Regions from separate parts of the Homo sapiens genome. Here region 2 is linked to region 1. The links are chromatin loops, found by intact Hi-C in ENCODE. Cell type or tissue: IMR-90. All regions are shown on one strand. Region 1 overlaps LOC107986464 (a long non-coding RNA gene). Region 2 overlaps GRIA1 (glutamate ionotropic receptor AMPA type subunit 1).

Evidence for each region. Hi-C counts contacts between places; a loop is a spot of excess contacts. Peaks named below come from ENCODE experiments on the same cell type or tissue, not always from the same donor. Only the 100,000 strongest peaks of a DNase experiment are listed, where the experiment ranks them.
Region 2: a loop joins it to region 1, with 3.0 times the contacts of the local background. A loop is called at or near these places in 3 of 110 quality-filtered maps.

The regions. Positions count from the first base shown.
Region 1 is chr5:153,961,893-153,969,892 of GRCh38, reverse strand. The region is part of intron 1 of LOC107986464 (a long non-coding RNA gene); the gene reads left to right. Among named protein-coding and RNA genes, the nearest start is that of LINC01861, 67 kb to the right of the region's middle. In IMR-90, a CTCF peak has its summit at 4,666 (motif pointing right); no DNase peak of the experiment used is centred here.
Region 2 is chr5:153,707,158-153,715,157 of GRCh38, reverse strand. The region is part of intron 11 of GRIA1 (glutamate ionotropic receptor AMPA type subunit 1); the gene reads right to left. Among named protein-coding and RNA genes, the nearest start is that of LINC01861, 190 kb to the left of the region's middle. In IMR-90, a CTCF peak has its summit at 3,208 (motif pointing right); no DNase peak of the experiment used is centred here.

The DNA.
Region 1 (8,000 bases):
AGCCAGCTCCCTCCCATTTTCTGATTGTGACCACTGGAACACTAGTTTCTTGAGATGTTAAATAGGTTTTATTAAAGAAAAATGAAGCTGTCAAGTAAGTGTGAGAAACTCGAAGTTAAACAGTTGCCTTGCACCATGACCTCACAGAGCGTTAAGATGCTGGGGGCACTGGGCCTATAAGAAGGAGAGAATTGTATTCACCACACAAATTTCACCACAGGCCCTGTTCTTGCAGATCACTTCTCAAAATTAGTTCCTTTTTCATGAAAGTTTCTTTGAGAAAGCACTATCTGAACCCATTAGATAACGAAGTCACCATTGCCCACAATTGCTCGGTGTTTTTAGGGCTCCCTGAGGATGGATATCTGGCTCTCCTTCACTGGCATTTGGTGGGCTTGCCTGCTGGTGATGTCTCAGGTAGACAAGTCTGACTGACCCAAACTACCCACATGCTGTGGCTTGGATGGCCTGTCACCAACCAGCTGCTTTTACAGCATCAGGACCATGGAGCTTGTCCTTGCTTGACTTCCCTCACTCACTCAATGACTCACTCATTGTTTTAGAAACTGTTATTAGCACCTACAAGGTGCTAGACCCTGGAGGGATCCCTGAGGGAATCAGAACCTACTCTTGGACTGGGATCTGTTTGGGTGGATCAGATGAAGACACAGGGAAGGGGGAGAGGACAAAGGGAGGATGCAACCACGGAGAAGGGAAAGCTCATTTCCAGCTGTGGGGATCGGGGGGAAAGGTTGGATGCTGGCGGGGGTGGTCACCCAGGAAAGGTCCACTCACAGCTGGATTTGGGAGGGTGACAAGTAGTAACAGGTAGAGCTTGTGGTTAAGAGTGGGCAGGACTCTCCAGGGCAGTGGCAGCAGGTGAGCCCTTGGCAGGTACCTTGGCCCCCTTGGCCCCTCTCCAGTGGTTGAGAGTGGTGGAGCCCACAGCAGCTGCTGAGATTCTCAGAGCTTGAACGTGGCCCACTCATTTGACCATCAGGACCCAAGGGAGGAAGTGCCCTTCTGTGCTCTCCTCCTCCATGGCCAACACTCTGCAAATTGGTGAGGGAGGAGGAGGCGTTTGCGTCTGGGAATCCGGGAGGGCAGGGTGCGTCGGTCTGTCCTCAGAGTACCCGCAACCTGCGGAGGGACTCACAGCCCTCTGCTGAATGAATGGGTGTTCACTCCTGCTCTGAGCCCTTTTTCTCCCTGCTCTGCTTTCTTTTTATCCAGCGCCTGGTTTTGGCACCTATCCATGGATCTACTGAAAGGTGAGCTACTCTAGACATCATTTTATTTTCATCTGAAGCTCTTGAAGATCAAAAAAACAAGCTGCTTTTCACAAAATCGAAAGAGTCCTGGAATGTCAGAGTTGAATGAGCATTGAGAGGGTGCACTGACATGCAGAATGGTGGCTCCTGAGGCCCTGTGACAAACAGAGGGTGAACCAAGAGTAGAGGCAGGCTTCTATGCAAACATTTCTAGGCGATATTGTAAATAATACAGTTGTGTATCAGAAAGAACAAAGATTCTGAAATCCAGCTTGCTTCATATTCCAGTCTCACCTACAGACTGTGTGAGCTTGGTTAGGATTTTCTCAAGCCTTTGATTCTCTCTCTGTAGAATGATGATGTTGTCTATCTAAAAAGATGATTGTTTTTAAATGAGATAAAGCAGATGAAGGTGCTGTGTGAATTAACACACTGCTGTTGCGTGAGGGAAATGACTCTCCCACCTGGTGTTTTAGACCTGGAGCCTTCTGACCACAGGTTCTCAAGGATTTTTAGTTTCTTGCTTGCTCCACATTCTTTGTCATGTTGCTCTGAAACCTGCCTCCCTGTCACACCCCAACCCTCTCCTACACTGGGTTTTAATATTTTCCTCCTGAGGCTTTCTCTCCCAGATAACCTTAAGTGAGCCACATAAGCTCTCTGAGATCTGGTTTCCACATCTGTAAGACAGGCTAACTCTTTGTTCTCAACTATTTGTTGAGATTTTGCAGATGAAATGAGATAATATATACACATGTACATCATGCACAAGTGACCCTTCACCACTCCGAGTTGGAACTGTGCGGGTCCACTTACACTCAGATGTTCTTTTACCTCCGCCACCTCTTAGACAGCAAGACCAGTCCCTCTTCCTCCTCCTCCTCCTCCTACTCAATGTGAAGATGAGGATAAAGACTTTTATGATGATCAGCTTCCACATAATAAGTAGTAAATATATTTTTTTCTTCCTTAGCTCACTTTAGGGTAAGAGTACAGTATATAATACATGTAATACATAAAAATGTGTATTAATTGGCCAGGCATGGTGGCTCCTGCCTGTAATCTCAGCACTTTGGGAGGATGAGGCAGTCGGATCATGAGGTCAGGAGTTCGAGACCAGCCTGACCAACATGGTGAAACCTTGTCTCTACTAAAAATACAAAAATTAGCTGGGCGTGGTGGCACACACCTGTAGTCCCAGCTACTTGGGAGGGTGAGGCAGGAGAACCGCTTGAACCCGGGAGACAGAGGTTACAGAGAGCCGAGATCGTGCCAATTACTCCAGCCTGGGTGACAGAGAGAGACTCCATCTAAAAAAAAAAAAAAGTATTAATAGACTGTTTATGTTATCCGTATGGCTTCTAGTGAACAGTAGGGTATTAGCAGTTAAGTTTTGGGGGAAGTCAAAAGTTAGACAGAGATTTTTGACTGTTCCTGGGGTTGGCTCCCTAACACCCACGTTGTTCAAGGGTTAACTGTACTGCAAATAATGTACATGTATAGAAGGCGTATAATACATGTATATGTGTTTCATAGCACAGCGCCAGGTAGGGATGCTTATTAAATAGCTTGTATTTCTGATTCCATTTCCCTGTTCACACAAGTCGATATTATTTTTTCACTGGGGGGATTAGAGAAGGTTTCCTGGAGCAGGTGAGAATTGAGCTGGGCTTTGAAGGACTGGAGAATGTTCACAAATATGGAAGAATGAGGGTGTGGTTGGGTGTGGTGAGGGGAGGTTTGGAACAGAAAAATAAGTGGGAAGTCTCAGGTTTGTTTAGGGAATCAAGAAGAGGCCATTTTGGTTCGAGCTGATGGTTCATTGGGGGAACCAGAAAGACATAAATTTGAAAGAATAGATTGCAGTTCTGGAATTAGAAAATATAGAGTTGGAAGTGACCCAGGGGGTCACTGGCCCAATCTTTTATCTGCAGCAGGAATGAGTATGTGCGGCATGGTAGTAATGATAGCCTAGTCTGAGGCTCAACTCTCCTGTGTGTTCTTGGATAAATTACATGTCATCTCTGATCTGAATTTCTCCTCTGTGTGACAGAAATAATAATCCTTGACCAGCCTCCTCTGTTATTGTCATGAAAATTTAGGGAGGTTTGGGCTGAGGATTCATTAAGAAGTTGGGCAAGGGACTCCTTTCTCTTCTCCAAGCCTTGATTTTACTGTCCACACACACACACAAAACAAAGACCCCATCTGCCTCCAGGGTGTAGAGGTTGTGAGTCTAGCCAGGTTATAGGCACCCAGGAGGGGAGAGGAAGGCAACCTGGGAGGGGCCCAGGGGAGTGGAGGGGCTGCCGCTCTAGGCACAGCCAGGATTCTTTCTCACTCTCCCCACGGGCTTCTACTGTGGGGGCTCCTGTGGGTCCCACAGCTGGAATTCTCTCCTTGCTGCCTGCCTCTTCTTGCTGGGATGGGTCACACAGCTCATGGGTGACCAGCTCCTGATCATCCATTCCTGCACAGCCAGCCCCTGGATGCCCTGAAGGAGCTATGCCAGCTTCCCCTCTTCTCTCCATCATCTCCCTCCATCTCCACCCTGACTTTAGTGGCTTCATCTCCTAAGCTCATTCTCAAGGAGAGACCCCATGAGGGCAAGTACCTTACTATTCTGGACACTCCTGCTTTTTCATTTCAGCATTAGCATCACAGTTTCCAAAGCACCCTCCCTGTTGAGAAGCATGCCAGGCAGGACTCCTGGCCACATTTAGTGGGTGGGTAAATGGAGACAGGCCAAGGGAATGCCCCTGGGAGAGACAAAGCTAGACTCCTAGCCTGGTGCTCTCACACGATTCTGGAGGCTCTCAAACTTGGAGGGGCATAAGGATTGGGAGTTTGGTACAACACAGACACCTAGGCTGTCATCCCTAGAGAGCTGATCCACAGCAACATCAGGGGAGCCTGAGCATTTGTGTTTTTGATAGGCACTTGGGGATGGTGACATAAATAAGTTTGAGGACCCCTGCAAAGTACTTCACCTTTGAGATCCCAGGAGTGAGGTGGAGACATCCAGAGGGAAAAGTAACCTTTACGGAGTCACCAACTCTGTCGGGCACTTTATGTGCATTTTCACCATAGAATGAGACACTACTATTCCCGTTTCATATATAAGCAAACTGAGGCCTGGGGAGGTTAAATGGTTTATCCAGTCTCACAGCTGGTAAGTAGAAAAGCTGGGATTTGAACTTGGGTCTCATAGCTCCAGGGCAGCCTAAATTCCTTCTACCTAAACCTTTCCAGTGCAAACATCCCAGGCCCCTTCATCCTCATATCTAAGGCTCCTACCTGTCTTTTCTCTCTGGGGTTAAACATTACTTTCAGATCCCCCAGCCAGTGGGAAAGGTCTCTTTTCTTTGCAATGCTCCTCTTCAGCCAGCAGGTGTCAGCCCTGGACTGAGTATGTGGGTAAGGGGCGTGCAAAGCTAATGGGAGGAACGTAATCATTTGTTTTCCTCTCCCGGTTTTATAGCCCCTCCGTCCCTCCCAAATTCTAGCTATCCTTTTAGATATGTTTTTGCTAAGCTGGTGCTGTTACCTCACAATCTTCCAGGTTGGGATGCCCCAGGAATTCCGAATCCCCTAGAGCCATCCGGTGGTAGATTTGGAAGTAAGCTGCAGCTGTAGTTTACATTTGCCAAGTATATGCTTGGCACCCTGTTCCGAGCTTTCTATGCTTTACCTTGTTCAGTCCTCCCCATCCCCACAAACCTCCCTGGGTTAGGTGCTAGCAATTCACCCGTTTTCTCAGAAGAGGAAACTGGAGCTTTCAGAGGCTAAGAAAGTTGGCCAAGGTCAAGTTGCTGGGTATGTGGCAGAGCCAGGCTTGAACCTAGAAGCTCTGGCTACAGATCTGCGGAGGCGCGTGACCATTACACTCTCTTTTATGCAGATGAGGAAACTGACGTCTCGGCAAGGAAGGGATTTACTCCTGTGGAACCAAGTGCCAGGATGAGAACCCAGGACTTGTTGTAATTCTGGGCCTTCTCTAATTCTTGCCCTTGCCCAGCTGTGGATGAGGGCTTGGGCAGCAGGGAATCCCTGGGGAGGCTCCCCACCTCCCCACCCTCCCCAGGCACCAGCACATCGACCAGACAAAGGATAATTGGTGCATGCTGTGCTCAGAGCCAAGCTGAAGCGGCAGGGTCTCGACACCCCTCCATGCCCGGGGGGTGTGGCATCGCAGAGCAGGGACCTTGTCAGTCCTGTCACCATGCATCGCCAGCTCCTCGCAGGGTCTGGCATGGAGGTAGTGCTCAATTCATATTTATGAGTATGTAGACATTCCTCCTCTTTGGCTTTCTCCCGAGGCCCTGCTCCAGGCTTGCCGCAGGAGAGCATGGGTGGCCCTGAGCCAGCGCATTCCTCCTCTTTGGGGTCCGCTAGCCTTTCTGGGGGCAACTCATTTGGTTTCTTAGCATGAACTACTTGTTCTCCAACTTTCCAGATCGGCCATTTATCTCTCCTGCCTCCACTCTAGACGGCAAGACCCTAGGGGGCAACCTCTCAGAACACCTTATATGCTGCCTGGTGTCTAGCAAAAGATGGAATATAAAATAAACTATTTATGAAAAACTATAATCCATTATTTTATCCAAGCAGTACACATTCATTGTTGCAAAATGGAAAATAAGCTAAGGGAGGAAAATTAAAATCATTCCCATGATAATAGGATCCTTTCCTTCCATGATATTTTAATGGAATTGATTTTTTCCCTTTCTCTTTTTATTGTATAAGAAATACATTTCTTGTACAAGTGTAAAAATTACAGATAAGCATAAGCAAAAATGTTTTAATTTATTGGGAATACCACTTTCTAAACCTGTTAATAGTTCCATTAACAATTGTAATGGTAATAACCACCTCTATTTGTTGAGGGCCTACTATGTAATAGCAGTTTTACATAATTTTTTAGAAGTTTATTGAGGTGTAATTTCCATATATGAAGTCCATCCATTTTAATTCCTTAATCATTTCAATTCAGAGTTTTTTTAGTGAGTTTAAAAAGTTGTGCAACCATCAGCATAGTCCAGTTTTAGAATATTTCTATCATCGCAGTAAAACCCCTTAGGCTCATTTACAGTTAATCCTAGTTCCTACCCTCAGCCCCAGGTGGCCACTAATCTACTTTCTGTCTCTGCAGTTTTCCTTTTCTGGACATTTCATATAAATGGAATAACATACTAGATGGTCTTTTGTGTTTGATCTGTACACTGATGATTTTAGGTTCAGCCTCTCATTTACAGATGAGGAAACTGAGGCTTAGTGAGGACAAGTGATTGCTGGACATAGTTACACAGGGAGAGACTGGGGCTTCCTGGATTCAGCTGAGGTCTGTCTGACTCTCAAGTGTAAACTTGTAGCCACCCTCCTCCACCACCTTGTCACATTACATTACTTTTTATGTTCTAGCTGTTGCAATGATATATTCATATATATTTTTTCTCCCAAAAGGATCAAACTTATACATTCTGTTGCCACTTCTTTTTCATTCAATAATAGATCAATAATAATAACAATGAGTAGGATGTCTCCATGTGAATTAATATACGCCTGCAATACCTAGAGTAGATTTTCGATAAGTACAAGGTAGCAGTTAAGGGTATAGGCTTTGGAACCAGACTGCCTGGATTTAGATACCAATTCTGTCACTTATCAGCCATATGCTGTAGACAGAATGTTTGTGTCCCCCCAAAATCCACATATTAAAACTTAATCCCCAATGTGAGAATACTTGTGGGGTTTTGGGTAGGTAATTGGTTTACGAGGGCTGAGCCCTCATGGATGGGATGAAAACTCTTATAAAAGAGGCTCCAGAGAGATCCCTCTTGTCTTCTCTTCCTCATGTGAGGAAGACACAGCAAGAAGTCGGGTGTCTATGAATCAGGAAGCTGGCCTTCACCACACACTGAATTTGCTGATGTCTTGGTCTTGGACTTCTTAGCCATGAGAACTGTGAGAAAGAAATCTCTGTTGTTGATGCTGGAGAGGATGTGGGGGAAATAGGAATGCTTTTACACTGTTGGTGGGAGTGTATATTAGTTCAACCATAGTGGAAGACAGTGTGGCAATTCATCCAGGATCTAGAACCAGAAATATCATTTGACACAGCAATCCCATTACTGGGTACATACTCAAAGGATTATAAATCATTCTGCTATAAAGACACATGCGTATGTGTGTTTACTGCAACACTATTTACAATAGCAAAGACTTGGAACCAACCCAAATGCCCATCAATGATAGACTGGATAAAGAAAATGTGGCATATATACACCATGGAATACTATGAAACCATAAGAAAAATGAGTTCATGTCCTTTGCAGGGACATGGATGAAGCGGGAAGCCATCATTCTCAGCAAACTAACACAGGAACAGAAAACCAAACACCGCATGTTCTCATTCATAAGTGGGAGTTGAACAATGAGAACACATGGACACAGGGAAGGGAACATCACACACTGGGCCTGTTAGCGGGTTGGGGGAAAGGGGAGGGAGAGCACTAGGACAAATACCTAATGCATTTGGGGCTTAAAACCTAGATGATGGGTTGATAGGTGCAGCAAACCACCATGGCACATGTATACCTATGTAACAAATCTGCACGTTCAGCACATGTATCCCAGAACTCCAAAGTAAAATTATAAATCATGCTGCTATAAAGACACATGCACACGTATGTTTATTGCAGCACTCTTCACAATAGCAAAGACTTGGAA
Region 2 (8,000 bases), 250 kb after region 1:
TACTTCCATTTTGCAGAGGAAAAAGTGAGACACACAGAGAGAAAGTGACTCATCCAGTGGGTTAGTAGTAGCTGAGATTGAGCTTCTTTTTAAATTCCTTTACCACCTCCTCCATCCCTTGTGACAACAGCTGGTCCTACTTCTGCCTTTGGGTGGGACTCCACTCTGCTTTAGCAGGCAATATGCCTCCTTATTTTGAGGCCGTTTCTCCTTCAGCCACTAGATGCAAACAGTGACTGTCATCAGCTAGGTTTGTGGTTTCTATTAGTGTTCTTGACACCATTTATTTTCTGCTGGGTGTCTTGGACTTAATTCACCTATTATCTCCGTTGGACATAGCTAGAGGTAAAAGCATATGTAAGTGGTGTAGCAAAAATGATTCATTCACCACGGTTGGATGGTGGTACCTAACTCATATTCAAAACCATCAGGCTCCCCATAGGGGTTTCAGCATACTTTCCTCGTCAATTCAATTAGTTATGCTTTCATTTTTTTCTGTCTAGAGCTCAATACTTCTTTGCAGGTGAACAACTGGGTTTCTTGGTCACAGATGCCATATATCCAGTGAGGGTTTAAAAGAAAAACAAGAGGTCGTCTCTGGGAAAATGCAGAACCTACGAAGATGTAGCTAGCCATAAATAGGTTTCTCTGGATACAGGAATTTAGGGACCATCTTTCTTTTAGTGCAGCCACCATTTATGGTCTGGATTTTCCAAAGTGTATGAAAGGAAAGAAAAATACAGCAATCAGATTTCATGCTTGGAATCAAAAATGGAGGGGAAAAGGAGAAAAATTCCCTTAAAAATGTATATATAAATACGATATTCCAAGTGTGTCTAAATGCAGTAAGTACATACGGTGGCTGTTTTATTCCTCACCATTCTTTTAGGGCTCTCAAACTGGTGGCGTACAAGCTGAATCTAGGCATGCTTTTGTTTGGTCTGCATGGAGTTCCCATGGCAATGACTATCCAGAGCCGAGGGGGAGCTATCCTCTCTAGCTGACACATGCATGTGCCGTTCACCACAGCCCCCGGCTGACTTCCACTCCTATGCTATTGAACCTACACTAATTATCTGTGTGATTTTGGCTATGTCCCTTCCTCTCCCTGTCACCCAGAATCCTCGCCTATCGAATTGGGATGGCCATGTTAATCACATTTTTATTTTATTTATTGCCTGCCTCTTCTCTCTGGAATGCAAGCTCCAGGAGAGTAGGAGCTTTTGTCTGCTATGTTCTGTGATGTCTCTCACAGTACCTTGAACAATGTTTGTTAAATAACAGTTGCTAAAGAAACACTTAATGAATAAATAAATGAATAATTGGTCCTCAATATCCCTTTCAGCTCTGTGAAAAACTTTCTGAAAATTTTCCTATTGTAATTTTGGAGAAAACAAATCTCTCCGTCAATTAAAATGTTCAAAGTATAAACTTCCAGAACAATCTAGAGACAGCAATTATGCTTCCCCCTTGCTGATGGCCAGAACTGCAGGCTGAGACACAGAAAATGATGGTTTCATTTGCATATCCAGTGAAGGCTTTTATTCTCCTGTCACTGCACTCATTTTAACATTTCCATGCTGCCTTTGGAGCTTGTGAAACTTCTACTCTTCTTCTCAAAGGTCTGTAAAACTGCTCAGTAGCAGAACCTGGTTCTGGGTCTCACCATCAGGTAGCAGAAGATTAAAATGGAAAAAGTAGGAGCCACTGATCTGGAGTTCCACACCCTATCTCCCATGATGGGGGCCACCCCCACACAGTCCATGCACACTTCACACCTGCCATGACTGCAGAATCACCTCACCTGGGCCAGTCCCTTTGTGTTGGTGTTGCTTGCTAATGGAGAGGAAAAAACTGTCAAGGTGAAATATGCTGGTGAAACCCTTGGTAAGTTCCTCTTGCTGGCTTGGCCTGCAGAAGGCAGGGTCATCAGGACAGCCAGGCCCCTGCTTTGAAGGCCACAGTCAACACTCCTGTGCCAAGGGCCTCGCTCACCCAGCATGTAACATACTATAGGGTAGTGAGCTGGCGGACCCTGGGCTCCATGTTTACGGCTTTTGACTCAATATCAAACTCAATGTTGACTCAGCATCATTTCTAGCTGCCATATGGGCCTTGCTTTCTGTACTTTTAAGCTGACTTCTCTGGGCAGCACCCTAGTTCAATGACTTCCAAACTTTAATCCCATCAGCCCTGGGGCAGAAGTGGGTGGGGAGGCTTGTGAAACATGTAGAACTTTCTCTCCAACTGCAGAGTTTCAAATTCTAGAGAGCTGAAATGAAGTCTGAGAACCTGCATTTGGACAAACATCCCAGGTAATTCTGACGCAGAGGGTCCCAGCAGAAACCCCCATGCCTAGTCCCAAGACCCAGATTAGCTATCGCACATTTCCTGCTCATCATTTTTGACACATCCTTGTGACACTGTTCCTTGTAGAAATGAACCTGTGGCCTAAATGACGTTTGCATTTTCAAAATGAGAAATGTTTGACAATTTCAGGCTGCCTTCATCAACTTGCCTCAATATTTACTCTCAGGCTCTTTCTCTTCCCCACAATACTACAGTGACATCAAGAAGAGCAAGAGAAATGGGTTTGCACAGCTCTTGCTGGGATGGGAGGACAGAGAGCAGGAGGGGGAAAGAGGGGAAAGAGGAAGGTTTCTCATAGACTCTCAGTGCCAAAGGCATACTGGTTACTATGAAACTTGTATGTGAATGCAAAGGTCAGGCTATCGTTGGTTATTGGCTTGGGCTGTCCTCATTGGCCACCATCTTCCTACCGTGAGTCAGTTAAAAGGCCCTCAACAAGGCTGGGCACAGTGGCTCATGCCTGTAATCCCAGCACTTTGGGAGTCTGAGGTGGGCAGATCGCAAGGTCAGGAGTTCAAGACCAGCCTGGCCAACATGGTGAAACCCCATCTCTACTAAAAATACAACAATTAGCTGGGCATGGTGGCACACGCCTGTAATGCCAGCTACTGGGGAGGCTGAGGCATGAGAATTGCTTGAACCCGGGAGGTGGAGGTTACAGTGAACCGAGATCATGCCATTGCACTCCAGCTCTGGGCAACAGAGCAAGACTCGGTCTTGGAAAAAATAAATAAATAAATAAATTAGTGGAGGGAGGAGGTTATGATATCAGGCTCCAGGAGACCTCCAAAGCACCATCACTCCCCCCGCCTTAGACTTCTTCTCCTGAGAGTAATTATCTCCACTAGGTGGAGACAATTATTACACATTCCAATTCAGTCTATGATCAAGAATAAAAGAGAGAATTCTGAAAGCTAAAGTCATAATTTCCCATTTTCCTCCATTCTCCTAGCACCCTCTAACCTCCTCTCATTCTCTTACTAAGGTCACCTGAACCCAGGAAAATATTGATGCCATGGAGAAGCCATTGGGAAAGTGGGGCCATGGGTGTAATAAGCTGAAGAAGCTCACTCTCAGTTCATTTGAAGGCAATGGAGCCTTGGGCTGAGACTACACAGTAGGGTAGCATTGGACTGGGCACCAATCAGCCATAGGTATCGCCTGGGTGATCTTAGATAAAATGTCTTTCCCTCCCTCTCTGGCCTCAGTTTCCTCATGTGTAACATGGGGTGGGTAGACTAGAGCATCCTATTGATCCTGCCCAGAGCTAATAGTCCCTGGAACTGTGGTTCCCTGTTTTCCAAATGCTTCCTCCCTCTTGGACTCACCCTTGATTCCTCCCCCTCCTCATCCTCATAGATCCAATCCATCAGCAAGTCCTGTCAATTCTAGTCTCAGAGTGAACCATAAATCCATGTCGATGACCATCATTCTAATTTCCATCACTGTAATTTCCTCAGGATGGCTATGAGAGACTCTTGTTTGGTCCCTCTGCTTCCACTCTGGACTCTTCTCTGCCGCAATTCATTTTCCTCATAGCTCCCCAGAGTGGTATTTTAGCATGCAAATCAATCCTTCCCTTGCTTAAAACCCTCCAATGGTCTTCCATTGCATTTAAAATAAAACATCAAATTTAAAATGTGACCACAGGGCCCTGCGCAGGCCTCTGCTTCTTCCTCCAATCTTATCTCAAACCTCCGTTCTCTTGATTCACTGTAAGCCAGACATACTTGTCACTCCTCCAGTCCTTGAGAGCAGTAAACTCCTTTTCACCTGAGAACCTTTGCATATGGCTATTTATGTCTCTTAGCTTTATACAAGTCTAGCTCATTCTTACCCATCAGCTCCTCAGAGAAACCTTCTCAGAACACTCTAAGTAAGGCTTGTTTAATTCCACTTCTTGTATTATCTATTGCAACAGCAGGTTCATTTTATTCATAGCACATCCCAACTTACACATTCACGATAATTTGTTTAATGTCTCTCATATCTCTATACTGCCAGCTCCTTGAAGCAAAGGCTCCTGCCCTCCACACTCCATCACCAATATATCTTCATATCCTCAGCACTTAGAACCATACCCTGCATGTCGTAGGCAGTTAGCAATATCTGTTGAATAAATGAATGATCTTGACCACACACATGGGGAAATGGATCAGAAATGAAAGTTGAAGGTACTAAAGATAAGTTTTGTCTGTGATGATTTTTATTCCTTCTTTAACATACTCCTCAAAATCTAAAATATCTATTAAAAATAGGTCTTTGGGCTGGGCACAGTGGCTCATGTCTGCAATCCCAGCACTTCAGGAGGCCAAGGTAGGCAGATCACTTGGGTTCAGGGGTTCAAGACCAGCTTGGGCAGCATAGGGAAACCTCAACTATACAAAAAATACAAAAATTAGCTGGGTGTGGAGGCTTGTGCCTGTAGTCCCAGCTACTCAGGAGGCTGAGGTAGGAGGATGGCTTGAGCCCAGAAGGTCAAGGCTGCAGTGAGCTGAGATTGCACCACTACACTCCAGCTGGGGTGACTGAGTTAAAAAAAAAAGTTGTTTTTTTTTTTTTGAACAAGAAGCAGGCTTAAAAGTAAATTCATGGGTCCCTTTTTAATCTCACCATCAACCTAATTAAAAAAATAAATTGTAATCTGTGATCATAGCTGAAGTGATTTTTAACTTTCACTGTTAAAATGGGTTATACAAAACCAATTTATTGAATATACATTTCAAAGGGTGGGTGGAGGAGTCTTTAAAGCATTTCAGTAGCATTCGCTGGCATACACCATTGACTGTGCTAATTCTGGATTATTTCTATCTATTCCTGGTGCCAGTGCAGAAAACATTGATTTTAGGCACAGTGGCCAATACTGCCAGTTGATTCCCCCAATATCGATTCCTACCCTGCCTACTCTAGAGGTTGGAAAACCTAAATTCTTGCCTTCTCAGCCTCTCTTGCCACTAGAAATAATCATGGCCACTGTCCTGACCAATGAGAAAGAAGCAGACATCTGTGTGGGGTGGAGAGTATTTTGTTAAGCTTTTGTTCTTCTGATCCAAAAAGACAGAAATAGAAGGCAACACTTTTTTTCCTTCATGCTGTTTGAACATGGACACAATATTTGGGAACCGCCATCTTATGAACAAGAAGAAAAGGCCAAGATAATTTACAGAATGGCCAATCTGGATTTCACCACAAGCCACTACCTGCTACCACTTTTCTTATATGTGAGAAAGATAACCCTCTTTACTGGGTTATCTTTGTCTTTACCATATTACTATGGTCAGGTTTTGATGTTATTTGCAGACAATTACACTTAGCCACATTTTGTTGGTTTTGGTTACTAGACATTAACATCAACTTTGAAGAGATTAGAAAGAGTTAAAGCTACTTGTGGATAAGTGCAGATATATGCAATTCAGATGAAATTGATTTCCCCAAATACTAAATTAGGAAGGGTTTATGACATTTTCTTTAAATAAGCAGCAAGATCAGTTAATTGAAGCTCATTTGGAAGGATGTTTGATGAATGTCAGCTTTAAAAGCCCCTTCTACTGCAGCACCCAGAGTGTCTAACATAGTGCTGTGCATATCAGAAGGTCATGAAACTTACTGACTTCATCAGGAAATATATAAACAACAATGACAACAAAAGTTTCTACTGATGTTTTTCATTGTCTTCTTAGTCTCTAACTTTGATCATTGTCTTAGCATCCTTGTGTTTTTGTCTGGTTCAAGGTAAGATGAAGTATATGTCTCTTCTCTTCTACATATATTTCCAAGAAACATTTTAATACATTCTCACTCTCTCAAGGGAGATTTTACAGGCTCCTAAACTCTGGGGTTAACCAAGGTTGGCTTGATTAAAAAAAGTCCATCTCAAGTGGATCAAAGTTCTAACTTCCTTTGGCAGTTCACTCTTGTGTCTGTCAGACCTTTCAGCCAAAGTCACCAACCCTTCCTCCCAGTTCCTATGAGGAGGAGTCTTAGGAATCCAGATGTGGCTGGTCTCTGGCATAAACCACTGGCTATTTCTGCTTTGTTAATGGACTTCTCTAGAAGAAGGTATTAGGCTTTCAAATCAGTGTGAACAGTGGCATCGTTTCTTCCAGTGAAGTTTAGACAAAATCCAAGTTAAAAAAAATCAATTAACATAATAAAAAAAGCATCCAGTTATAGCGCTTCCTGTGTGAAGGCTGGGTACTGTGTTATAGGATCTATACATACTTCTAAACTTTCCAACAAGATTTGAGGTAGAAACTATTATTTCCATTTTATTAATGAAAAAGAGGCATAGAGTAGAGTTGTTTTATGAAAATCAGGGAGGAGGGAGGCTGGATATGTTGTTCAGTCTCCTCTTCACCTCAATGTCAACTCCTATGATACCCTAGTGGAACCCTCAGAAGTCCGGAAAGCATAGTTTGAAAATCCTCTTGCAGCCAGAGGTCACAAACTCAAACACCCTCTGGGGCCAGCTGAGTAACACAGGAACAAAGAAGGTCAGGTTGGGGCTGGGGTGAACCGTGAATGCGCGGACCTGTTCAAGAGGGAAGCTACCACTCAGTTTTGGGTAACCATTGCCAAATTCTGTACAGATTAAACAAAAACCTGTCTGACAGAAGATTCAGTTTATGGACCACAAGATTGAAACCCCTGGAGGAATAGTGGGGAGAAAGAAAACACACCCTGAGATCACAGCATAAAGGTTCTGTGAAAAGATGAGATGCTCACTGATGAAGGAAATAAAGGAGAAAAAACAAGTTCATGGGTCTTCTCTGACACCTGCATGTTGTGATGGCCCTACATTATGCTGACTAGTTAGGAATTGTTTCTTCCCACTGTTTATCCACGGGCCTGATTTATTTTTAAGCAAGCCCTTCCCCTGCTTGGTTCTCTCTACTCTTCACCATGTGTTTGCCAGTATTGGCCAAGCAGCCAGTCTCACACCTCCTCTCCCACGCGCCCCCCACCCCCCACTGTCTTCTTATTTAAAGAAAAACAAGATTATAATGAACGATGAGACTTTCTAAGTTATACAGCAGGCCAAATAAGTCCTGAGGGAAGCTTGTTAGAAAGAATTTACTCCATTGCCGCTTAGGAATATTGGTCCTCCTTGACAATGAAATGCAAAACGTAGATAGGTGGTAAAGATGCCTCCAGCACATGTCTATGAGACCTTGATATTATGCACTTATGCCTCCAGATCTGTCCATGGAGGCCAAATTCTGAGCCATGACTCCCTGTAGGCTTTTGAAATTTGGTAATCTAAGAGAGTGCCTACTGGAAAAAGAGTTCATAGACATTAAGCAACTGTAAAAGGAAATAGAGTCAGTGCTTATTTATCAGGCAAATTGGTGGGGAATTGTGGCATGCACATCCAGAATGTAGTCAGAAGAACAGGAGGTCAGTAAATGTGGACTTGGTCTAGATTGGCAGGTTTCCTACCTTCCTCACCCCCATCTCCTGTCCACCCTTTCTCTTTTCTTAGCTTCAGTCACTTTTTTTTCCCAAAATAAATTGTGTTCACAAGTCCAATATATAAAACAGACAAAAATGGAGCCATTCTGATTCCATGTGGGGGGCTAAAATCCCACTGATTTGGTTACCCGAGTGTGCTTTCAATGTGATATCTGAGG